Regions from separate parts of the Homo sapiens genome. Here all the other regions are linked to region 2. A link is a loop called in an ENCODE intact Hi-C map of the cell type or tissue named here. Cell type or tissue: HepG2. All regions are shown on one strand.

Evidence for each region. Peaks named below come from ENCODE experiments on the same cell type or tissue, not always from the same donor. Only the 100,000 strongest peaks of a DNase experiment are listed, where the experiment ranks them.
Region 1: it touches region 2 in a loop (5-fold over the local background); 23 of 110 quality-filtered maps call a loop at or near these places.
Region 3: a loop joins it to region 2, with 2.1 times the contacts of the local background. A loop is called at or near these places in 19 of 110 quality-filtered maps.

The regions. Positions count from the first base shown.
Region 1 is chr11:8,790,547-8,798,546 of GRCh38, forward strand. The region is part of intron 1 of DENND2B (DENN domain containing 2B); the gene reads right to left. The region is part of intron 4 of DENND2B-AS1 (DENND2B antisense RNA 1); the gene reads left to right. Among named protein-coding and RNA genes, the nearest start is that of DENND2B, 16 kb to the right of the region's middle. In HepG2, a CTCF peak has its summit at 4,441 (motif pointing left); DNase peaks (open chromatin) are centred at 2,755 and 4,385; H3K4me3 peaks cover 1,416 bases.
Region 2 is chr11:8,696,332-8,704,331 of GRCh38, forward strand. DENND2B (DENN domain containing 2B) reads right to left here. Exons shown (of 20, transcript NM_213618.2): 14 at 6,241-6,389; 15 at 2,882-3,059; 16 at 2,602-2,643; 17 at 1,194-1,305; 18 at 96-335. Among named protein-coding and RNA genes, the nearest start is that of SNORA3B, 15 kb to the left of the region's middle. RefSeq lists enhancers at 1,851-2,638, 2,639-3,424, 5,787-6,572 and a silencer at 2,631-2,925. In HepG2, no CTCF peak of the experiment used is centred here; DNase peaks (open chromatin) are centred at 2,220 and 3,710.
Region 3 is chr11:8,752,533-8,760,532 of GRCh38, forward strand. All of the region lies in intron 1 of DENND2B (DENN domain containing 2B), which reads right to left. Among named protein-coding and RNA genes, the nearest start is that of DENND2B-AS1, 12 kb to the right of the region's middle. RefSeq lists an enhancer at 6,314-6,814. In HepG2, no CTCF peak of the experiment used is centred here; a DNase peak (open chromatin) is centred at 4,649.

The sequences.
Region 1 (8,000 bases), 94 kb after region 2:
TCACTTGAGCCCAAGAGTTCGAGACCAACCTCGGCAACACGGCAAGGCCCCATCTCTACAAAATTTTTAAAAATTAGCCAAGCATGGTGGTTCGTGCCCATGATCTCAGCTTCTCCAGAGGCTGCAGTGGGAGGATCACTTGAGTCCAGGAGGTAGAGGCTGCAGTGAGGTGTGATAGCATCACTGCACTCCAGCCCGTGCAACAGAGCAAAGAAAGAGAGCAGTCTCAAAGAAAAATTCTGTTTAAGCCCCTGGCTGATGGAGCAGAAATGATGCTCGCTAAATCCTGCTTTTCTCGGTCTCCTAAACTCTAACTTTTCTTTTCTGAGTTCGCAAGTTCACAACCCTTGGAAAAACAACCCCAGGTTGATCCAGCACTAAAAGCTGCCTTTTAAAATACAGTTAGGTGGGACCTGACTAGCTTAGTGTCTGGGACATAAGTAGGTACTAAATAAACATTATTTCTTTTCCTTCTCTCACTTCAAAAACCTTCCTGAATCTGTTCCCAAAGCAGCTCCATTTCCTCACACCTTTCAAGCTGCTCTTCTCCAAAAGCCACACCCTTTCTGGGTCTTAATACCTGCTTAGACTTTGGCCTACTGCCTCTCCTCAGTACCAGCTGCCCACCTGCTGCCACCTCAGCCAGGGTGAGCTCATCAAAGCAGGTAAAATTTTTAAGGGAGAAGCTTCTACGTCACAAGATCTAGGTCCAGCATGTCAATACAATTGCACATAGGAAGCACTGGAAAGTTTTGCAAAGGGGATTCATGCAACTATCCCCAAACATTAACAAAAGAAATCTGGTTGTATCGTATATAGGATAAGAGAAAACAAACAAAAAACAGGATTAGGAATCAGAAGACTTGGGTGAAATTTTTAATCTGCCTCTCTCACTAAAGGCTTTTTTTTTGTAAACTTAATCAGAAATATTCTTTTAAGCCAGGCACAGTGGCTCACACCTTGTAATCCCAGCAATTTGGGAGGCCGAGGCAGGCGGATCGCTCAAGGTCAGGAGTTCAAGACCAGCCTGGGCAACTAGTGAAACCCCATCTCTACTAAAAATACAAAAAATTAGCCGGGTATGGTGGCATGTGCCTGTAGTCCCACCTACTTGGGAGGCTGAGGCATGAGAATCATTTGAACCTGGGAGGAGGAGGTTGCATGAGCTGAGATCATGCCACTGCACTCCAGCCTGGGCTACAGAGCAAGACCCTATCTCAAAAAAAAAAAGGAATATTTCTTTAATGTCACAGAAAATGTTTTTAATTGTTATGGTACATCCTTAAGTGAAAAGAAGTTCACAAATTTTTAGTAAAGAAAAAATTTAATAGAAAAAAAGGTTATCTTAGGTTTTCTTATCAACAAAATGTAATTCCTGCTGGGCATGGTGGCTCATGCCTGTAATCCCAGCACTTTGGGAGGCCAAGGCGCGTGGATCACCTGAGGTCAAGGAGTTCAAGACCAGCCTGGCAAACATGGTGAAACCCCGTCTCTACAAAAATACAAAAATTAGCTGGGCATGATGGTGGGTGCCTGTAATCCCAGCTACTTGGGAGGCTGAGGCAGGAGAATTGCTTGAATCCGGGAGGCAGAGGTTGCAGTAAGCTGAGATCGTACCATTGCACTCCAGCCTGGGCAACAGAGTGAGACGCTATCTCACACACACACACACAAATAAAGAAAATTTAGTTACTACTTCTCTCCTTACAGCAAAATTAATTACAGTTTAAATGTAAAAACTGGAACCAAGAAAACACTAAAAGAAAACATGAATAAATTTTTTTTTGTGATTCTGACAAGTGAAGAAGATTTTTCCAAGTATGACAGAAAATTCAACTCCACAGCCGAGAAGCGAGATGAGGGGAAGCACCTTGAAGGAAAATATTTGCCTAAATAAAAATGTAAAACATGTGAAAGGCAAATAATTAGCATAAACAAAGTCAAAAAAAATTTTTATTGGGGGAAAAATTATCAGCAACACATATGGCAAAGAGTCCTAATGCCGTATGTATGTAAAAGCTCTCACAAGTCTACAAGATAAAATAGTGACCAAAGAGAAAAATTAACAATGTATTTGAGCAGAAAATTTACAAAGGAATAAAATCAACTACCAGAAAGATAAAAAGATGCTAATTTCATTAATAACTGAAGACATCCTAAATAAAGTAACAATAAGAAATCCTTTTTCACCTATCAGATTGGCGAAGAGTAAAAAAATGTATAACACCTGTGTTGGGCCAGGGCGCAGTGGAAAGAGGCACCTCCATACCCTGCTGATGAGAAGTACACTGATGCAACCTCTTTGGAAGGCAGTTTGGCAATTTAACATTTATAATGAGCACACCCTTTGATCAGCAAATCTTTCCTTCTAGGAATTCTGCCTAAGGAAATAAAATACAAGTACTAGGACACATGGGCAAAGACAGCTGGATACTGCTGTTCATTACAGTACTGCATATAACAGGAACAACTGAGAAACAATTCAATTGTCCGTCAAAAGGGGCTTGGTTAAATAAATTATGATACATCCCTCTGAAGAAATGCAATGCTGCTCCTTAAAAGCACATACTGAGGTAGAAAAATATCCTAGGTAAATTACAAGTGATATGTTTTTCAGTACAGTATAATCTTTTCTTTCCATTTTTTAATTGCAGTAAAGTATATAAAATTCCCCATTTAAAAGTGTACAATTCAGTGGCATTAACTATGTTCACAATGTTGTGCAACCATTACCACTATTTCCCAAACTTCTCCAAACAGTAACTCCGCAATGATTAAGCAATAACTCCCCATTCTCCCCTCTCCCCAAGCTCCTGGTTTACCTCTAATCTATTTTCCTGTCTCTATGAATTTGCCTTTTCTAGATATTTTATATAAGCAGAATCACAAAATATTTGTGCTTTTATATACGGCTTATTTCAGTTAGGGCAGCATTTTCAAGGTTTATCTACATTGTAGTATGCATCAGAACTTCCTTCCTTTCACAGCTGAAGAATAGTCCACAGTCTGTATTACTGTGTTTATACATTTTCTTTGCACATTGTTTGTACATTTTGTTTATTCGTCAGTCAGTGAACATTTGGGTTGTTTCCACCTTCTCGCTGCTGTGAATAATGCTGCAATGAACACTGGCATGCAAGAATCTGAGTCCTTGTTTTCAATTATTTTGGGCATATACCTAGGAGTGGAATTGCTGGGTCATATGGCAATTTGGGGCTTTTTGGGGAATAATCAAACTTTCCCACAGCAGCTGCACCGCTAACACTCCCACTAACAATGTATGAGGATTCTAACTTCTCTACATTCTCACCAACACTTCTTACTTTCCATTTTTTTAAATTAAGAGCATAAACTTTTCGTGTAAAACTAAATGTACATAAAAATGCATCATTTAAAGAATCTTTATGGCTCAAGGATGTTAGTTTAAATATATAAATAAAAAATATAAATAAATAAAAAACCCAGTGCTACCCAACTGTTAACAATAACTATTTTTCTGGGGCATGGGTTTATAGAAGATGCTCATATTCTGCCTTACGTATTCCCCATTTTGCAAAAGTTTTTAGAACACCTGGTGTTGCTTTTGTTATTTTAAAAAATGTCTTAAACAAAAGTTAGCCAGATAGACGGTTTGATGCCTGCCTGCTAATGTGAAACACAGTTTCAGTGTTACATACACAGCAAGGCCCTAAATGGGCAGAGGTGAGAAGACCTGAGTCCCAGTCCCCACTCTGCCACCCTGAGCACTCTGTATTCTCACCTCTCAACTCCCAGGCACCTAGGACTGAATCCAAGTTCCCAGTGAGCATCCGCAAAATAGACGACAGCTGTGTGGACCCACCCACGTGGTCCTTCCACCCCGGGGACAGCACTGAGGCTACAGGAGCCCCAGGTGGGTTGTCTCAGGCTATGTATGGGTAGCCGTCTCCCTTCCTACATTGAAACAGAATTCTACAGTTGTACTGAACTAATGAAGGAAGGTAAGAAAAGGAGAGCTCGGGGAAAACCTGCGAGTCATGGACTATGAAGGAAAATGAAGGCCTTCCCCGCAAAGAAAGAAGCAAGCCCAGAAAAGAATTCAAGAAATGATGATGCCAAGGAGGACAGGGCAGCTGACATTGACTAATGCAAGTGTCTCACCTGAAGCCACAGGTGCTGAAGTAGACAGCAAAGGGCAGTGCCTGGAGCCACACTGCTCTGTGGGAACCATCCCAAGGTCACCTGCTCAGGCAGCAACAAGGAGAAAACCCAGCCTCTGTGGGAAGAGGCACTGAGGCCTGGGGAAGTGAAAGTCAAGTGAAATCCTTCCCCTCTTCCAGGTGTTCTCAGCCTTTCGGCTGCCAACTGTGGACTTTGCCCTTGAAATTCAACTCCTGGCCTAAAGAGATAATCTCCCAGGCATGTCCTGTGTAAATTTGGCTAATCAACAGAACACATTCTGTGCAGCCCCTGCTGGCTGTCCCTGAAACAGCCCTGCCAGCCAGTAGTAGTGCTGACTGGCGGGGGGAAGCTTTTCCTGGCAGAAATGCCACCAATCCTAATGAAATCAAGTGCCCAGGATGGGCATTTTCCAAAAATCAGACAAGCATCTGTTTAAAGACGAGCACATACCTGGAAATCTCATCCAGAAGTGATACGGATTTGGTGAGAAGAGTCATTGAGAGCATGGACCTTTACCAGGCTTTGTTGATGTTTTAGAGTAAGCCACCTAAGAACATCTAAAGTAAAGCTTTGTAGACATGAAATTCTGGGTCAGTAAAAGAAAGCAAGCCAATTAACATCTGGCCCTCATACCCTTATTGGCATCTCAGCTGCCAAGCCTCTTAAGCAGTGGTTCTCAAAGTGGGGTTCCCAGCCAACAGTAGCAGCATCACTTCCAAACTTGTTAAAAATGCAAATTTTTACTAAAAAATTTCTACTAAATTGGTTAACAAGCTCTCCAGGTGAGTTTGGTGCACAGTCAAGTCTGAAAACCACTGCTCTACGGGCTCTAGAAAGCTCTGCAATCTGGAGTTCTGATCCCGCCCACCCTGAGACTTCCCTTACTTTCTGCTCTAAATGAATTTTGAGGGACTGGAATATCATCCTCCAGTTACAGCCAATAAAATAGGCAAGTTTCCTCCCACTCCATTTCCATCTTCTACATGGTCTCCTAGGTTTCTTTTCTACAAATCATATTCAAATGTGTTTCCTTCCTGCTTCCTGGGGAAAGTGATTCCCCGCTTTCTGGATGGTTCAATCCCTTAAAGATCTGACCTCAGCCAGTCTTTCCAGCCTCATCTTCCAACCCATCTGTGTGTCCCTGCTCATGGCAGATGACCATTCAATGTCTGCTCATTGTGAATCAGTGATGAAGACCATCTGAACAACACCCTGTAAAGGAACCTTTCCCAACTACATTATCTTTCCTTCAGAAGCAAGTCTGTTACTGAAACAGACTGGGAAGGGGAGACAGGAAAGCAAAATCCAGTGACTTACCAAAGAAATTCCTCTGTTTTCTAGCAATCTATGCTAAATCTGAAATTCAGTCTCACCCTGCTCTGCCCTTCACAAACTATTCCATCTAAGCAGGCTGATTGGGCTGACCACAGATCTCATGAACACCAAGGAATGAGAGTTTATAAACACTGCATACATTTTCATTTCAGAATCCCGGGCCTTCACTACTGATAGAATCCAAACAGGATCAAACCTTTAAAAAAAAAGAAGTATGGACCGGACACAGTGGCTCACGCCTGTAATCCCAGCACTTTGGGAGGCCAAGGTGGGCAGATCACCTGAGGTCAGGAGTTCAAGACCAGCCTGGCCAACATGGTGAAACCCTCTCTACAAAAATACAAAAATTAGCCAAGCATGGTGGCGTGTGCCTGTAATCCCAGCTACATGGGAGGCTGAGGCAGGAGAATGGCTTTAACCAGGCAGGCAACGGTTGCAGTGAGCCAAGACCATGCCACTGCACTCCAGCTTGGGTGACAGAGAATCCATCTCGAAAAAGAAAAAGAAGTATCAACCCATAGAAACTAGTCAATGTTCAATTTCCAAGAAGTGAAATTTGTGGCCTGATACATTTCTTTTCTCAAACATTTCCAACAAACTTGAAGACTCTAGAAGAGATCTGTACGCTAGGAAATCAGGGTTTATTTACAAACACTAGTTTACTGACAAATTACTTACTTTTTCCAAAAGTAAATTCCATCTTCTTATACAATAGGGGGAATTGCAATCTAAGACATCTAACTACTTATGGAGCGTTAAGGAGAAAGGCCATTTTTTTCCTGCCCAGAGGGAGAGATGTAAGTCAGGTTAACTGCTTCCAAGTCTTGCCACAGCCCCACCCTCCCCAGTTGTTTATATGGACTCGCATTCTCAGTATTTAACCAGGTACCCCTTTCAGAGAAAGCTAAAAAAAACTCATTCAATTCTGCAAACATTCAAAATGTGACCATAAATAACACATAGTGATACAAAGGAAAAAACTCATTAGATGTTCTAGATAACCAAAGAAGAGCTGCATTTGATATACCAACCAGAGTGGAAGTGTGGCAAGAACACATGCTTGGAATCAAACAGCCTTAGATTTAGATTTTAAGCAAGTTAGCTACTCCACATCCCTGCAGATGTTACAACATCAACAAATTAACTCACAGATCATTGTAAGGATTTACTAAAACAATGAAATAAAAATGCCTAGTATAACACAATGCTTAGAACAGAGTAAACATTACACTAATGTCTTACCGCTAACCTAAAATCTGCAGAAAATTTAAAAATACATAGTGCTTGATCCCAAGAAGTATGCAGACTATATTAATTCGACTTCCTTAGCTAAGCAGGTATGTCTATGCCCACTTCAGATCCCTTCTGTTTCCTCATATTCTTATCCCCTTCCCCCTTCTTCCCCCTTCTTCCTCCTTCTTCCCCTTTCTTCCCCTTCTTCCCTCTTCTTTCTTCCCCCTTCTTCCCACTTCCCTCTTCCCCCTTCCCCCTTTCCCCCTTTCCTCTTCTCTTCTCTTCTCTGAGACAGAGTCTTGCTCTGTCTCTTCTCTTCTATTCTTTTCTCTGAGAAAGAGTCTTGCTCTGTTGCCCAGGCTGGAGTGCCATGATCATAGCTCACTGAAGCTTCAAACTCTTGGGTTCCAGCGATCCTCCCGCTTCAGCCTCCCAAAGTGTGGGGGTTACAGGCATGAGCCACCATGCCCAGCACCCTACTCTTTTTCCTGATTCTTCTCCATCAGATTCAATGTTCCTCTCTCTCCCTCTCAAATTTCCATACCTTATCCCAAGTTGTGCCACCATCCTCCACCCCGACACCCCCTTGCTCCCTACATTCTAACAATGATGACTTCCTAGGTGTCCTTTCTGCATGTCAAGCTCTTTCCTACCTCAGGAGCTTTGACAGCTGTTCCCTTTTCCAGAAAGGAACTTTCCCCAAATCTGCACATTAACGGCTTCTTCTCATCCTTGAGCTCACAGTTCAAACGTCATTCTCAGAGGCCTTCTCTAACCTCTCAGGTCCCTGTTACTCTCTCTTTTACATCACCATTATATCCTTCCGAGCTCACAGCACTATCTTGATCTCATCTATTGATTTGTTTACTTGTTTACTGAAATGCTTCCCCACTCACTACACGTCAAGCTCCATGACAACAAGGACTTCAATGTCTTAGTTATCTCTACCTCCTCGGCATACAGAACAAAACCTAGAACAGAAGGAATGCTCCATAAATATTTATTGGATGAATAAATACATTCAGTTTCCGAAGCAAGAGAGGCAGAGTTAGATTCCCCCTCACTCCTTCGCTTTCTCTAACTGGTGACAGTAGAAGATGGAATCCCAGGGAAAGATTGTAAATTAAAAAGAGAACAGACTGAGGATTAACTTTTGGGGAACACCAAAAAATAAAAGCCATCCCAACCCCCCCAATGACAAAACATTAAGGGCTATCAGGGACCCAGGAGGATGGCACAGGTGTTGCAGTCTCCACCGCCTTTTTTTGTTT
Region 2 (8,000 bases):
TAGCTGATGTCCAAGAGCTTCCATCATAGTGCCTGGTTCTTCAGCCCTGCTGTGGGTGAAAAAATTAGAGAAGAGAGCTGATAACCAAGACTTACCCTTTGCCCGACACTTTCTTAGCTCCCTGTCTTGGATGAAGCCAGCAAACATCTGAGACTCCATAAAAACCTCAAGAAAGCGGCGGATGCTTTTGGAGGCCACAGATTTGCGGAAGGCCTCTCGCTGAAAGGCCCTCTCTCCCTTCTCACTCTGTGTCAGAAAGAGGGAGTAGTGCCCAACGGTCTCCACAAAGAACCGGATAAACACCTCCGACACCAGCCCATTGAGGGTATTACATTCTGGAAGGGAAAAGACAATCTTTGAGGTTCAGGTCAAGAGCCTGCAAAGCCTTCCTCAATCTTCCTGGTGTAGTCTTCCTCTCCCCAACAAGACTTCCAGCCAGTACCACTCTTCTGTTCTGGAAGCTCTTTTTGAGACCGAGTTTCACTCTTGTTGCCCAAGTTAGAGTGCAATGGCGCCATCTCAGCTCATTGCAACCTCCGCCTCCTGGGTTCAAGCAATTCTCCTGCCTCAGCCTCCCAAGTAGCTGGGATTACAGGTGCACTTTTTGTATTTTTAGTAGAGATGGGGTTTCACCATGTTAGCCAGGCTGGTCTCGAACTCCTGACCTCAGGTGATCCACCCGCCTTGGCCTCCCCAAGTGCTGAGATTACAGGCGTGAGCCACCACACCCGGCCTCTGGAAGCTTGCTTTCTTGTGCTCATAGCCTTGTAACTAGCCTACGAGCTGCAGAAGGCCAGAAACTATGTTCTGAACATGGAAGTTGAAACATAATTGCTGGATGAATTAAAGTAGAAACCAGAGCACCACTTTCATCATATCCCTCACCCTAAGTGATTTTTCTGGCTTCCAAGGAAGAGGAAGTGCCTTTCATCTCCTGCAATGGCTTGAGGCAAGGCCTCAGAAGGAGGAATAATTAGTTTTCTGTCAGCAGAAAGTATCTTTGGGGTTGCCACATGTCTTTGGGTTTTCCTTCCTAAACTACCTGGGGTAGAAAAGACGCTAGAGTGAGACCAAGGTCCTCATCAGCCAGAAAGGGTTTGGTGTGCAGAGGCAGAGTTCTGGCCCTATGGGGCCCTGACCCAGAGCAGAGGGAGCCTGGAGCAGAGCTGACCGTGCCCGGGCACTATTCTCACCATCGTCGGAGTCGCTGTCAGAGTCCTGGGAGATCAGCTCATTCTTCCTCTCCAGAGCCTGCTCCAGAGCTGCCTGTAACTTCCTAGGTAACAACGTGTCTTCGTCGTCCATCTGCAGGAGAAAGAAAGCACAGTGACAATCATAGCTGACACTGAGCACTTACTATGTGCTAAGACCTGTTAGAAGAGCGTGAGTAGATAATCTCATTTATCTCTCCCAGTAACCCTCATAACTATCATCAACCTCATTTTAAGATGAGGAACTGAAGCACAGAAAGGTTAAGAAACTTGCCCAAGATTACAGAGATTAAAAGTGGTAGAGGGTCAGGCGCAGTGGCTCACGCCAGTAATCCCAACACTTTGGAAGGCTGAGCGGGAGGATCGCTTGAGCCCAGGAGGGAGTTCGAGACCAGCCTGGGCAACTTAGCAGGTCCCTCTATCTGCAAAACACACACAAAAAAACAATTAGTCAAGTATGGTGGCATGCACCTGTACTCCCAGCTACTTAGGAGGCTGACATGGGGAGGATCACCTGAGCCCAGGCAGGTCGAGGCTGCAGTGTCATGACTGTACCACTGCACTCCAGCCTGGATGACAGTGAGACCCTGTCTCCAAAAAAAAAAAAAAAAAAAAAAAAAAAAAGGGGGTAGAGCCAGTGTGGCATTCACTGGCCTCTGTGACCAGGACCAGCCAGGGGTTCCTGATTAGGTCTCCCCAATTCCTCCATCTTCAGCTCCAGGCAGGAGGCACAGTTGGCTTGGGGCAGGGGGACTGTGGCCAGCCTGTGTCTCAGGAATGAAGTTAGACTGTTGTTTCGTCTCTATACTCTGTTTCTGTGTCCACATCACTATGCCTGGTACCCAGGGAGTCCTCAGCTCCGTCATTGGTGTGTAACAGACAATAAGTACATTTCCATAGGGGAGAGCACTGGGTTGTGCTCCTTTGTAGAGAGCCAGGAGGATTTCCACGACTAACAAAGGCTTTTTGTAGTTGACAACAATGATTGCAAACCTGTACGTTACATAACAATCTATAGTTATTTGTGTAACCCCCAGCAAACATTTCAAGGCAGGTGTTGTCACCACCTCTCCTTTAGAGCTCAGAAGAATTTAGAGGCCTAAGACCATGTGGCTCAAAGGGGGCAAAGTCCAGTGGCCAAGTCTGTGGACTCCCAGGCCGTGTTCTTCAAATTCCCACACTGCCTTCTAGAAGCTCATGATGTCACTGGAAAGGCGGACCCTGCTAAGGTCAAGGATTCCAAGACCAGCTTCTCCCCACCCTTGACTAGTCTGTGAGTAGTACTGAACCCAGAGAGAGAGCTCAACAAACAGGTTGTGAAGGTTGAGTAGTGTGTGTGATGGTGCAGGGTGCTCAGGAGCCCAACTCTAGCAAGCACCCACCCTCTTACCTGTCGGATGAATCGGTCAGATCCCAGATTCACCATCAGCGCCTGAGAAAAGGAGTCATTAGCAGAGTGGCTCAGGGCATGAGTCCCGCAATGCCCTCTGCCAGGCCTCCAGACCTCCCAGGTTCCCAGGGTCAGCTAACAGGAAGTACTCCAGCCGGGGATAGACCTCCCAGGGAGAAAGGATAAGAGCCTGGTAAAGAGGCCGAGGGGCCACAAGTAAGATCCCAGCACCTGCTTCCCCCTCCACCCTTCCCCCCAGCTGGTTCCCCCGGTGGCCCACCTCCTCCACAGGCAGCTCCTTCAGTTTGGGGAGGGAGCTGGAGAGCAGGCCAACCAGGAAGGGGGTGGGACAGCAGACGATGTCAATCATGGAGGCCGGGAGGACAGGAATGAAGGTGTGCTGCCAGGAGAAGGGGTAGAGCAAGGCCACCACCGCGTGGGAGCAGCTGGAGAGGGTACTGATGGGCAGACAGAGAGACAGAGTACCTGAGCCCAGGCCCAGGAACTTAGAGCTCGCTGGAGGCTCAGGACAGCCTTTGATCGTAAACCTCCCAGTGCAACAAAAATGCTAATGGGGTTCAGGGACCCTGCAGACTGGTAAAGTCCCCGCTTTCCCACTGCGTAGCGCCTCAAGGACAACAATGCTACTCTCTTAGGGAAATGTACCTGCAAACAGCCAGGAAGGTATGCAGCAACCCGCAGGACAGTCATCTGACAAAGATCTGGAAAAGGGCTGTCTCGGGTTTGGGGGGCACATCAGTGGGCCCGTGGCTGAGGAGGCAGTAGGTTTTGTAAACCCCTAGGGCCAGTGAATGCAGATCGTGGGTACCCTCTCCCACCCCACATCAGAACTAGGCAAGAGGGACAAAGAACTTGTGGAAAACCTAAAACATCAGCAACGGATCATGAGCTGGCTGGACCTACCCCTCCCCTCTCCAGCCAGAGGCAGACCCCAGGCAGAACAGGAAGGACATCTTTTCCAAGACCCCAGATTGGCAGAACTTGAATACCCGGCCAGGCCAAGAACAAGACCTTGGGATCGTCCCTCCCAGAATGGTCCTGGAATGTGCTCAGAGGCAGCTGCAACCACAGGAAACAATAGCTGTATTCACAGCCCCACGGGAGCTGGCCTGGGGGGGGGCAGGGTGGCAAAGAGGAAGCTCAGCCCTGAATTAGAGGGTAGAACCTTCAGGAAAAGAAACCTCATGGTCCAGGCTCTCTTAGGGGCCACTAAGGTCAGGCCAGGCCAGGGCACCAAAGCTGGGCAGTCAGGGGCTTTGTTGGCTGACAATGACCATGGCTGGTACACAGGAGGGGCCTCTTGGAACTGCTGTACCCAGCTCATTCCAGCTGTTGGGCTAGATTTCTTCACAAGGGCCTGATGGGCCCACAGAACACCTAGAAGTGTGAGACACAGAAGCATTGAGGCTGTGATGGGAACAAGTGAGGGGCAGTTTTCCTTTCTAAACCCTGGTGCTCTATGGAAAAGTCAGCAGCTCTGGTTTTTCTTCCTCCTTTCTTCTCCTGGGCTGAGGATGGGCCTGCGTTCCTGTCCCTCTGAAGGCAATCGGGAGTTCATTTCTCGGTTTCCTCTCAACTGCTTCCTCATACATACGGAAGGAAATACCCCAGGGATTCAGGACTTATTGGAGGACAAACCAGAACGGGGATTTTCCTTCACTGCCCTCCTGTGAGCACCTGACATTTAAGGTGGCTTAATCAATGTCCAAATGACCACTCTAGAGAAACCACTGCTTGGGATGGATTCTTTGACCAAAACAATATGTAACATGTTGCCAATAACCCATCCTGTTGTTGTAGGACTTACTAAGAAATTATTTTATGGAGAGAGGAAAAGTTTTTGTTTCCTTTTTTTAAAAAAATTTTTAAATTTTTATTTATTTATTTATTTTGAGACAGAGTGTCACTCCCAGGCTGGAGTGCAGTGGCACAATCTCCGCTCACTGCAACCTCCACCTCCTGGATTCAAGCAATTCTCCTGCCTCAGCCTCCTGAGTAGCTGGGACTACAGGCCCAGCTAATACAGGGTTTCACCATGTTGGCCAGGAGAGTCTCGATCTCTTGACCTTGTGATCTGCCCACCTCGGCCTCCCAAAGTGCTGGGATTACAGGCGTGAGCCACTGTACCTCATTTCCTTTAAAGCAGCTCAAAAATGTTTCTTGTCTGGAAAGAAAGCCCCGGCTCTTAGAGCCAGGCAGGCAACCTTTGATATGCAAATGAAGACCATTAGAAATTGGGTCCACCCAACATGGCAATTCCCACCGTTGTCCTCTTGCCCTTGCCCCTACAGGTGCCTAGCAGCATGGCTGCCCCGCATATTCCCACGTGTGTAGAACATCAGGCGCCCTACATTCGCATATTAAAAGGCTAGGATGGGAAGGCCAGCTTCCGGGGGGGGGGGGGGGAGGGGCTACATGAATGACATGCCTGGTCAAACCAATCCCCTAAGCCCTATGCAAATCAAACACCGCCTCCTCCAGCCTTCTTATCAAACTGGCTGGTATCCACAACACTTGGGGTTCCCTCTCTCGGCTTTGGAGCCTCTCTCCCTCTGTCTCTGTACTTTCTTCTTTCTGCCTTTCTCCTTCCCTTCTTGCCTATTAAACTCTCCGCTCCTTAAAACCACTCCACGTGTGTCGGTGTCGTTTTATCTAAACCAGCATAAGAACCAAAAACCCTAGTGTTCCTGCACTCATCGGAGCCGTATCACTTGTGCCTTGCCTGTGTCACCCCCTAACCACCACTGACATAAAACTTTTTTCTTTTTTAAACCTTGGCTGTCTAGAAGAGCTCCGACTTCTTACTTCCTAAACTGCCTCACGTCCAGTGACCATCACTTCTGCCACCCCTCCCATGGCCACCACCAGACCTTCTCGACACCTCTACCTCTAAAATCATAAATGCCAGCATTTCAGACCAAGACCTGTGACCCATCCAGCTCTTTTCTTACTCCTCCTAAACCAGCTCCCCGACTTCCCTGGCACCTCCAGGCCCTGCACATCATCTGTTTCCCGGTGTGGGCTGGCCAGCCTTCCTCACCCACTCTCCTCTCTGCACCTCAGTGCCCCCATCACATCCTTCTCCCCAGCCCTCCCATTGCCCAGCCCTGGGCCACTGCAGTTGCCTTCTCCAGGGGACACCCTCCACAGGACCCTCGCTGGCTGGCTCAGCATTCCTCACACTGTCCCCGGTCAGTGCTCTTGCCCCTTCCTCACAGCAGCTCTTTCCTCAAACTCAGCATCCCATTGAGATGGCTTTGCCTCCCCCTCCAGAAGAAATGCAACCATCCACCAAAAATCTCAATTTCTTAACCTTTCCCCTTTACATATCCCGGCACCTGCACAGTCTTGGCTGTTGCAAAGGAAGAAATATCCCTCCCTCTCCCCTCAGGCCAAGCCCTCCACAGGGTTCTCAATCCTGCCATCTGTGTGCTCCCAAACCCTGCTCCCTCACCCACACAGGGGTGCTACCTTTCCACCTAGTCTTCCATCTCCCTACGCACAGCCCCACTCCAGCACTGGTCTCCGGCGCCTGCTTAGGCTCCTGAACACTTGCTGATTCGCTTGTGGGTGTGCCTTCCCCCCTCCCTTCTGCTTTCTTGCCCGGCTGGGCCCTACCTGAGCTTATCTGCCACAAAAATGACCCGGCGCTCCAGCAGCAGTGAGGCAAAGATTCGGATGAGCTGGCGCACACTGAGGCAGGTAAAAAGGCACTCAAAGTCCACGTGCTCCAGCCTTGAGTCCATGGGCCGCCGCAGCTCTAACACCTGCAGGAGAGCGATGGGAAAGTGGGCCGGGGCCAGCCAAGTGGGTGCTGCCCTCTGGCCCTCCACGAAGCAACTGGAGCTGCTTTCCCCTTCCAACCTGCTCTTTTCCAGGTCTCTCGTCTACCCTGCTATGCAGTAAACCCCTCTTCTCCATCCCTCGGACTACAGCTCTGCTCTCGTAGCACTCGAACACCCAGCCTGTGGGCAAGAGGGCTGCCTGTGAAAGCGGGGAAGGCTCCAGAAGGAAGGAGTTGAGGGGCCATCCATCGGGACCTCAGGAAGAGAGGAGAGCTGACTGCTCTTAGAGATAGGGAGAAGAAGGGAACCACACAGCCACATCTCTAGGGTCCTCCTGCCCACCTCCCCAGACAAAGGTCTAAGCCCCCAGTGCTGACTAGACCCCACTGCTCTCCAGGCATCTCCGCATCCCAGGACTCTAATCCCAGCCATTGCCTCTGGAAGGGCAATGCTGGGGTCCTTGTTGCCCTGTCCCCCTCCCTTTCCTGCAGAAAGAGTTTCCTTCCAGAGGCTGTTTGTCCTGCTATCCTGGCCTTTATCTCCATCACCCTAAGTCCCATGCCAGTCACAAGGAAAACATAAGCAAAGGGCTGGCCATTCTGCAGCCTTGCCAGGAAGCAGGACTGTCTTATCAGGGCCAGGCCTGGCCCTCTTTCCTCCAAAGGCTGCTCCCAAGGTGAGTGCCACAGCTCAGAGAGCCACTTCTCTGGGGGAGTCACAGGGGTGGAAGGTAGTGAGTGACTCCAGCGGTGAGGGCAGGAGGAACTGCTGACGCTCAGGCCGTGCCAAAGCAGCTGTCCCTGGGGTCTGCCTGGCCTCCTCCTTGGTCCCGCAGCATGTGTGTGCAGCATAGATGTGCAGGCCTCCTGAAAACTAGGGTGAGAAACCAGTTCTCTCTCATTGCCCCATGGCATCAAAGGTAATGCTTTACAAGGAGTTTTTATACCCACGTCATCTCATTTGTTCCTCAGAGTCTAAGCAAATGAAGGAGTTCTAACTCCTAACTCAGCATCCATCCTTCTGGGCCCCAGAGAAGCAGCAAAATGGGCACAGGGCATGGTAACGGTCTGTGTCCACTGTCTCTCCCGCCTGATGGTGTACTCCCAGAAGGCCCAGTGATCCGCCAGATGCTGGGTACACCCCAAATGGTCAGTGAACGTGGACTCACAGAAAGAAGTAGCACAATGATGCCAGAGCCCTTTATACCTGCTCCAGGCCCTGTCCCCGCCCCAAAATTCGCAAGCTCCCTGCATGCAGCCCAACAGGCTCTGCTCTCTAGCACCCAGCTCCAGTCCCTACTGTCCCTGGGGCCCAACCCTCCCCCTTCCCCCAGGGATTGAGAATTCACACAGGCTGCTCCCACTCCCGGCCTTGTTCCCTGCATCCCTGCCTTCAAGGAGATCAAGCCCAGGGGGCTGAAGGAGCTGAGTAGTTACAGCCTGGGAGTCCAGTGTCAGGACAGAGGCAGATGTGACCAACATCTGCACAGGGACAGGCAGGACATCTAGAAGGGCAGCCAAGCTCATGTGGGTGGGGAGAGGTCAGGGAAGCCTCTCAGAGCACAAGGTACTTGACTCCCCAAAGAGAAAAGAA
Region 3 (8,000 bases), 56 kb after region 2:
TTCAGGGAAAACCATTACGATAAAGTAACATTTGAGTACACATCATGAAATTGAGAGCTAGAAGTGCTCATCATTTTTTCTAATACCCATTAAAATAAAAGTAATATACATTAAGGTATTTAAATATTTAAAAGTAAAAAATGTCTGTTCATGTACCATATATTCTTAGCTAATATATCACCATGGTAAATGCACTACCCTTTCAGGAACACTATTTTATGCCAAGTAATAAAAGGAATATGAAGATTAAAATTTAAGGGTACATTTGGGTTGGAAAGAAGGAAGTAAAATTATTTCCATTTGCAAATGGCATGATTTTGTATGTAGAAAATCCTAAGGATTCCACTAAAAAACCTATTAAACTGCTGAGTGACTTCAAGTAAATGTGCAGGATACAAAATCAATATTAAAGATCAATTTTGGGCCAGGTGTGGTGGCTCACACTTGTAATTCCAGCACTTTGGGAAGCCAAGGCAGGCAGATCCCTTGAGCCCAGGAGTTCAAGACCAGCCTGGCCAACATGGCAAAACCCCATCTCTACTAAAGATACAAAAATTAGCCAAGTGTGGTGGTGCATGCCTGTAATCCCAGTTACTCAGGAGGCTGAGGCATGAAAGTAACTTGAACCTGGGAGGCAGAGGTTGCAGCAAGCCAAGATTGCACCACTGCACTCCAGCCTGGGTAACAGAGCAAGACTCTGCCTCCAAAAAGAAAAAAAAATCAATTTTATTTCTATATACTAACAACGAACAATCTGAAAATGAAATTAAGAAAATAATTCTATTAACAATAGCAGCAAAAATAATAAATCACTTAGAAATAAATAAAAGGAATGCAAGACATGTATACTGTAAATTATAAAACATCATTGAAAGAAATTAGACATAAAAAATGAAAAGACATACCATATTCATGGATCAGAAAATTTAATATTGTTAAGATGGCAATTCTCCCTAAATTGATTTACAGACTCAACAGAATACCCATCAAAATGCCAGCTAGCTTCTTTTCAGAAATTGACAAGCTGATCCTAAAATTTTATGGAAATGCAAGGGATACAGGACAGCCAAAACAATCTTGAAAAAGATGAACAAAGTTAGAAGACTCTGAGTTGCCAATTAAAAAAAAATACTAAAAAGTAACCAAGACAGTGCAGTACTGACATAAGAACAGAAACAGAGATCAACACAACAGAATCCAGAGTCCAGAAATAATCCCTTACATTTATGGTCAACAGATTTTCAATAAGGATGCCAAGACAATTCATGGGGAAAGAAGAGTCTTTTCAACAAACTGTGCTGAGAAAACTGGATATCCATATACAAAAGAATAAAGTAGGGCCCCACCTCATACCATATTTAAAAATAAAGTAAAAAATGTAGTATAGCCCTAAATGTAAGAGCTACAATTACAAAAGCAACGCTGGAAGAAAACAGAAGTAAATCTTTATGACATTGGATTAGGCAATGGTTTCTTAGATATAACACCAAAAGCGCGCACACACACACACACACACACACACACACACACAAAGGACATGAATTGTACTATGTCAAAGAAAAGAACTTTTGTGCTGTAAGCAATACCATCAAGAAAGTGAAAAGACAGCCTAAATAATGGGAGAAATTTTTTGCAAATCATGTATCTCCTAAGAAAATTGTATCCAGAATATATAAAGAATTCTTTCAACTCAATAATAAAAAAGTAACCCAATTAAAAATTAGACAAAGGATTTGGAACAGAAATTCTCCAAAGGTATAAACTTGGCCAATAAGCATACGAAACAATGCTCAATATCATTAGTCATTAGGGAAATACAAATCAAAACCACATGAGATATTACTTCACATCCACTAGGATTTCTATAACAAAAAAAGACAGATAAAAACAAATGCTAGTGAGACTGTAGAGAAATTGGAACTTTCATTCCCTGCTGGTAGAAATGTAAAATGGCACAGCCACTCTGGAAAACAATTTGGTAGTTCCTCAAAAAGTTATACTCAGAGTTACCATATAAACCAGGATGACCCACTCCTAGGTATCTGTTCAGAAGAAATGAAAATATATGTCCACACAATCACTTGTACATAAATGTTCATAACAGAATTACTCATAGTAGCCAAAAAGTGGAACTAACCCAAATGTCCATCAACTGATGATAAACAAAATGTGGTATATATCAACACAATGGAATATTATTCAGACATAAAAAGGAGTAAAGTACTGATACATTCTACAACATGAATAAACCTTGATTCCACTTTTGTGAAATGTCCAGAACAGGCAAACCTACAGAGACAGAAAGTAAACTAGGAGCTGCCTAGCACTGGTTGAGGGTGGCAGAATGGGACATGGCTGATAGGAGTACGGGGTTTCTTTTTGGGGTGACAAAAATGTTCTAGAATTAGATAGTGGTAATGGTTGTACAACTCTTGTGAATATATTAGAAATCATTACATTATATCAATGAATTTTACAGCATGTTAATTACATCTCAATATAGACGTTAAAACTTAAGAGCTAAATAAATCTTTTTAAGTGCCTTGGAGAGTGGGTGTGAGTGACAACACAAACGACACATCAAGCATATTTCCAATGTCAAGGTGCACCACAGCCTAGGCGAACACCACCATCACGGAAGCTGAACAGTTTACAAACAGTAGTTCTCTCCCTCTGATTGGTATCCTCCATCACATTGGCCAAAATGAAGTATATCTGGATGTGAAAGTTAAACATATTTATTTATGGCCACTGATGACCTTAATCCTGGAGACCATCTTACTTATTACTTTGGTGCAAATAAGTGATTGGTTTTGATGATAAAAATAAGTCAAGTCCTAATTCTTGATAGCATTTATACTTCCTTCCTAATCTCAAGATGAAATGTACTAGCTCTAATTTTAACTTCGCATAAGCTCTCAGGGTTGTGGTTTTAGTGATGGTGATAGGGAGTGGTATGTTAACTGGAAAGAGAGGAAGCAGCCAGTAGGCAGGGGATGATTAGCTGATGGTGACAGCAATGAAACATCCCTCCAAGGTGAATACGGCAGATGCTTCTGGAAAAAGGAAACCAACTCTAAGCCTCACTTTTACCCTTCATAAAATGGAGTTGGTCCAGCTAACTTTTTTCTTTTTGGTAGAGATGGGGTTTCTTTATGTTGCCCAGGCTGGTCTCGAACTGCTGGTCTCAAGTGATCCTCCCGCCTCAGCCTCCCAAAGTGCTGGGATTACAGGCATGAGCCACCATGCTTGGCCCTATAAATTTAAGTCTATATTAATAGCATAACATTAGTGATGGTGATGATGATGATGATGATAAAGTCAATCTTGCCCCCAGGGCATCTACGCACACTGGCTCTAGTGAGATACTCTCTACCTGTATCAGCCCAGTGCCAAGTAAAGTGCTTGGCATATCATATTGCTATATGTACAACAGAGAAGGGAGAGAAAAGGCAACCTCTGGACATTTTCTCAGGCCAGTTTTCAGGGTCCTCAGGAAGCACAGTGCTATAGGAATCAACTTGCTAAGCATCAGTTTTCAACTGTAGCAATGATCACAGTAACCATCACCATCCATGAAAACAACATTTGACCTGCTCTATCAGTTCCAGGGCAGGCCCTTGGAGAAAAGGCAAAAGATTTGTGGCATGACCAGAAACTGAAACATGTTAAAAAAACATGATGAAAAACATATTCTTTCTTTCCCTGAATTTCTGCTTTCAGGAGGGTAGACTCACTGCTCTGAAATGCTATCATGCAGTTGTATATGAGAACACAGAGCCAACTTACTAAGAAAGAGAAATGTAGTTGACTCTGACATCTGGGTGGCTAAGAAGAAAAATCCTGTGAAGATGTAACCAAGAAAGAAGCAGAACAAAATTGCTTCCAGGCCCATGACAGGGACCCTTAGTCACATTTCTCCAAGAGTGCAGCTGCCATTCTCAGAAGTGGCCTGGGAATTCAGGCATCTTGAGCTGGCACTGCTGAGAACCTCACAGGGGCGCACTAGGTTAGAAACACAGATGCCTACTCACCAGCCTCCCCACCAACTGCTCTCTCTGGGCCAGGTCTATCAGGATCAGAGAATAATTTGGGACTTGAGGAGCTGAAGGCCAGGTTAACCCTTTACACCTGAAGCTCAGGCTTGAGGACTCTCAGCATTCTGGCTTCCTGGGCTACACCATTTCTCCCCACCTCCTACAAGCAGCCCCAGGCCCTCATCTATGCTTTTAGCCTGATATCCTGGCTAGTCAGACTGCAGGGAGAGAAGACACTCCTAAAGCAGAGGAAATGCCCATGGGAATGGAGCAGAGACTCAAGCATGATGAGAGGCTTCTTTGCTAGTTCCCAGGCCCTCAATGGCAAAGTCTAGGCAGAAACTGCATGTTTAGAAAAGGAAATTGTTCAATTAGCATATACCATCCATCCAAAGTTCCTCAAAAACACAGCTCTGACAAATTATAGACAACTATCTGAAGAGTAACAATCCAGAGAAAGGAATAGAATAAGGTACCTCTGGAACTTTTCTACAAACTGCATCCAGACAAACAGGCACAGTCGCAGGCCCCGAGGGGCAGTGGAAAAACACCTGCCTTGAGTCCAGCCCTGCCTCTGACAACTGCTAGTTATGTGACCTTGCTCCAGTGAGTGTCAAAGACTCACTTTGTCACTATAACAGCCATAATAGCAATATGACCTACCTCCCATGATTGCCCTGTCTGGCAATAGAAGCTTAAAAAATGTTTGTTCTTCCAGATCACACTTCCCTAGGTATTTGGAAGACAACCTCTCCATTCCCAAGTCTGAGTCATCTTTCAGACTCCCTAGTACTATCATTCCATTCACTGACCCTATGTGAGGCACTGTGCAAGGTGCTAGGATATTAACATGGAAGACACAGTCCCTGCCCTGGAGAAGCTAACTGTGAAGGGAGACAAGAAAGTAAAAAGTGGACTCCAGGAAGGCCTCATCAGAAGGTGACATTTGGATTAAGCTTTAATCTGTTACCCACAGTAAGGGGACCTAAGGAAAAGCAAAGGAGCATTTATTATGAGACACGCTGCTAGACTTTTAAACATGTAATTATAACAGCTAAAGTTACAAGCACTTCATGTGTATTAAGTCATTTAACCCTTTAACAACCCTGTGAGGTGGGTACTATTAATATTTCACAGGGTTAGTTACACTTTACCAAGGAAACCAAGATAGAGAGCAGTTAATTAGCTTGCTCCAAGTCACACGGCTAGAAAGGGGCAGGGATTTATGACCAGGTGGCCTGCACCAGCTCTGGGCCAGGACCCTGTACTGCCTCCAACTGTCTTCTAATTTAGTTCTCACCATTCTACAAGGTAGTGATAATACAGTCTCCTTTTTTCTGATTAGGAAATTTAAATTCAGAGAAATTAAATGACTGGACCAAGATCACTCACCTAGTGAAGGAACAGAGCAGGAATGTAGACCCAGCTCTGTCTCACTCCATTGTCCACTTATTTTCTTTAACATTGATGGGGTGCTTTAAAATGCAGAGTCCCAGGCCCCACCTACTGAACGGGAATCTGTGGGGATGGGGCCTAGGAATCTGCATTTTAGTAAGCGCTTTAAATCAAGCTTATATGCCCTTAAGTGCAAAAACTTGTGTCCCACAGCATGTTCTCTAGGGACTTAATGGAGTCACGACTCACCATCTTCCCAAGAATCTGCCTAGCTATGTGCAACTAAAAGATGGCACTCAGCCCCTCTTCCTCCTACCCCCATCCCATTAGCTTCTTCCACCACACAGAGAACCACTGGCCCTCAACCACAAAGGAACGCACACACCACGGGATCCAGTGAAAGCATTACCAATGGCTCATCTAAGCCATTTCGTCAGTCTCCAGGTGTGCTCCGTCTTCCTGTATTTTGAAATTACTCTTCCTGCCACCCACCCTGATCCCTTTGCTTGCTTTCTCCTCATTTCTAAGCTCCTGGGAAAAAGAGTTTATATCAGTCATACACTGGTGGTCTGCAGAAGCAAAAACATGTCTCACTTGGCCTTCCTTTTATTTTTAAATAATTTGAATTAGTTGTCAAGCTTAAGAAAGCAGGTGAATAGAAAGAAAAATTCAGATTCTAGCTTCTTTTGAAAAATGAGAAAATTTACCATCACTGTGTGCACTCCTATATGACAACAGTGGGCCAGAGCTGAGCACAAGTGGCCCAGTTAGATGCCGCGGCTCCCTCCACCGCAGCGCTGTGCCTCCTCATCCATGGCCTCCACCTGGTCCACTCGGCTCTAACCTGACCTCCCAACCAGCAGGTAAGTGTCGCAGCTCTCTAGCCTGCATCCCAGCAGGAAGGGTTAGGAGGCACGGCATTGGCAACAGCCACACAAAACCTCCTGGACGGCTGGGCAGGAGCAGTGCAGGGCACAGCCTCCTGGCTGCTTGAAACCCCCATCAATTCCCCTCACTGCCACAGGAGGACAGACCTCCCGGAAGGCTGACAGCTTTTGCTCAGTCCAGCCTTCACCAGACAACTCTCTACCATCCTGAGTGCCCTTTCTCCCTCTGACCCGATCCCATCACCTGATCCACAGAGGCTCTCTCAAAGGTCCAAGAAGGGACCGATGAGAGGTCAGTCTCTGAAGGGAGCTCTTTCTGAGGGGTGCCCCACCTCTAAGAATGGACCTTCCTATCCTAGAGCAAAAAACCTGTCTGTCCTTGTTTAGGTGACATTTCTAAATGTCTGTCTGATACTTTTCTGCAGGCATAAATGTGGATGTGACAGTATGCCTTGCTCTTGAAGCAGGAGACAGCTGAGCCCTGAGTGAAGAGGAAGAAATGCAAGCATTTGGAGGAAAGCCTCCCATTCTGCTGAGGTTAATGTCACCACTGAGAGGAAACGTAAACATTGCCCAGCACTCTGCTTTATAGCCGAGGTAAGAAGTCAAGATGCCCGAAAATAGGAAACCTCTCAACCACATGAGAGAATTTCTGCTACATCTATGTTCCACTACTCTCCTAAGCAATTCTGCTCACGTGGAAGTCAAAGTTTAGGCAGCAGCCTAAAGGGACAGAGAAGGTGGGAATGGGAACAGAGCTCTTGTGTGTGTTCTGAGAACATGGTGAGAGCCAGGAAAGGGCCAGCAATACAGTGACAGTATAGTGACCCAACAGTGTGCAGCTGTGGCCTGATTGCCCTGGGACCAACCTGCCTACTCATCCTGCCCAGCAAACATCTCCTCAGACCCTCTTTACCTTCTTGCCAACTCCTTCCTGCACCTCTCCTCATCCATGGGCCCTGGCCAAGGACATGAGGAACAGACTGGCAGCTCCCCAGAGGAGGGCTGCCAAGAGTCTCAGCAACCAATACTGGCCCTCAGATTCTAAGGAGCTTAACAAATGCAACTAAATCAGGATGATCCTTCTCCGCATGGGACTTCAACCTCACCCTCAGCACTTGTGTCTTCTGGATCCTCCCATCAGCCCCTGTTCTTCCTGAAGCAGCAAGGCCTCCTGCTAAATTCCTGTGGAAAAGCTCCCCTGCTTCCTAGAAAGAGCTAAGCTCACCAATGCTATAAGCAAAAGGCACAGCCCCTCTCTGCCTAACCTCCCGACAGATCGACGACTTGCCTGGTTCTCTAAGGGATAAAAGGGCTCCTAGAAACATACTAAGAACCTGAGCCCCTTTCCTTCTATCTTCTCAGTGCTGCCTCCATTCTCTCCCTGCCATACCTCCCTTCCCCTGACCTGCCCACACAACCCAGAGCCGCTGCAAGCTTCAGTAACCTTAGATTAAGTTCCTTGTAAGTACCCAAACCAAGATTCTCAAAAATGTGAGCTTTCGCCTGTAATCCCAGCACTTTGGGAGGCAGAGGCAGGAGGATTGTTTGAGCCCAGGAGTTTGAGACCAGCCTAGGCAACAGAGCGAGACCCTGTCTTTACTAAAAATAAAAAATTAGCAGGAGGTTGGTGATGCACACCTGTAGCCCCAGCTACTTGGGAGCCTGAGGTGGGAGGATC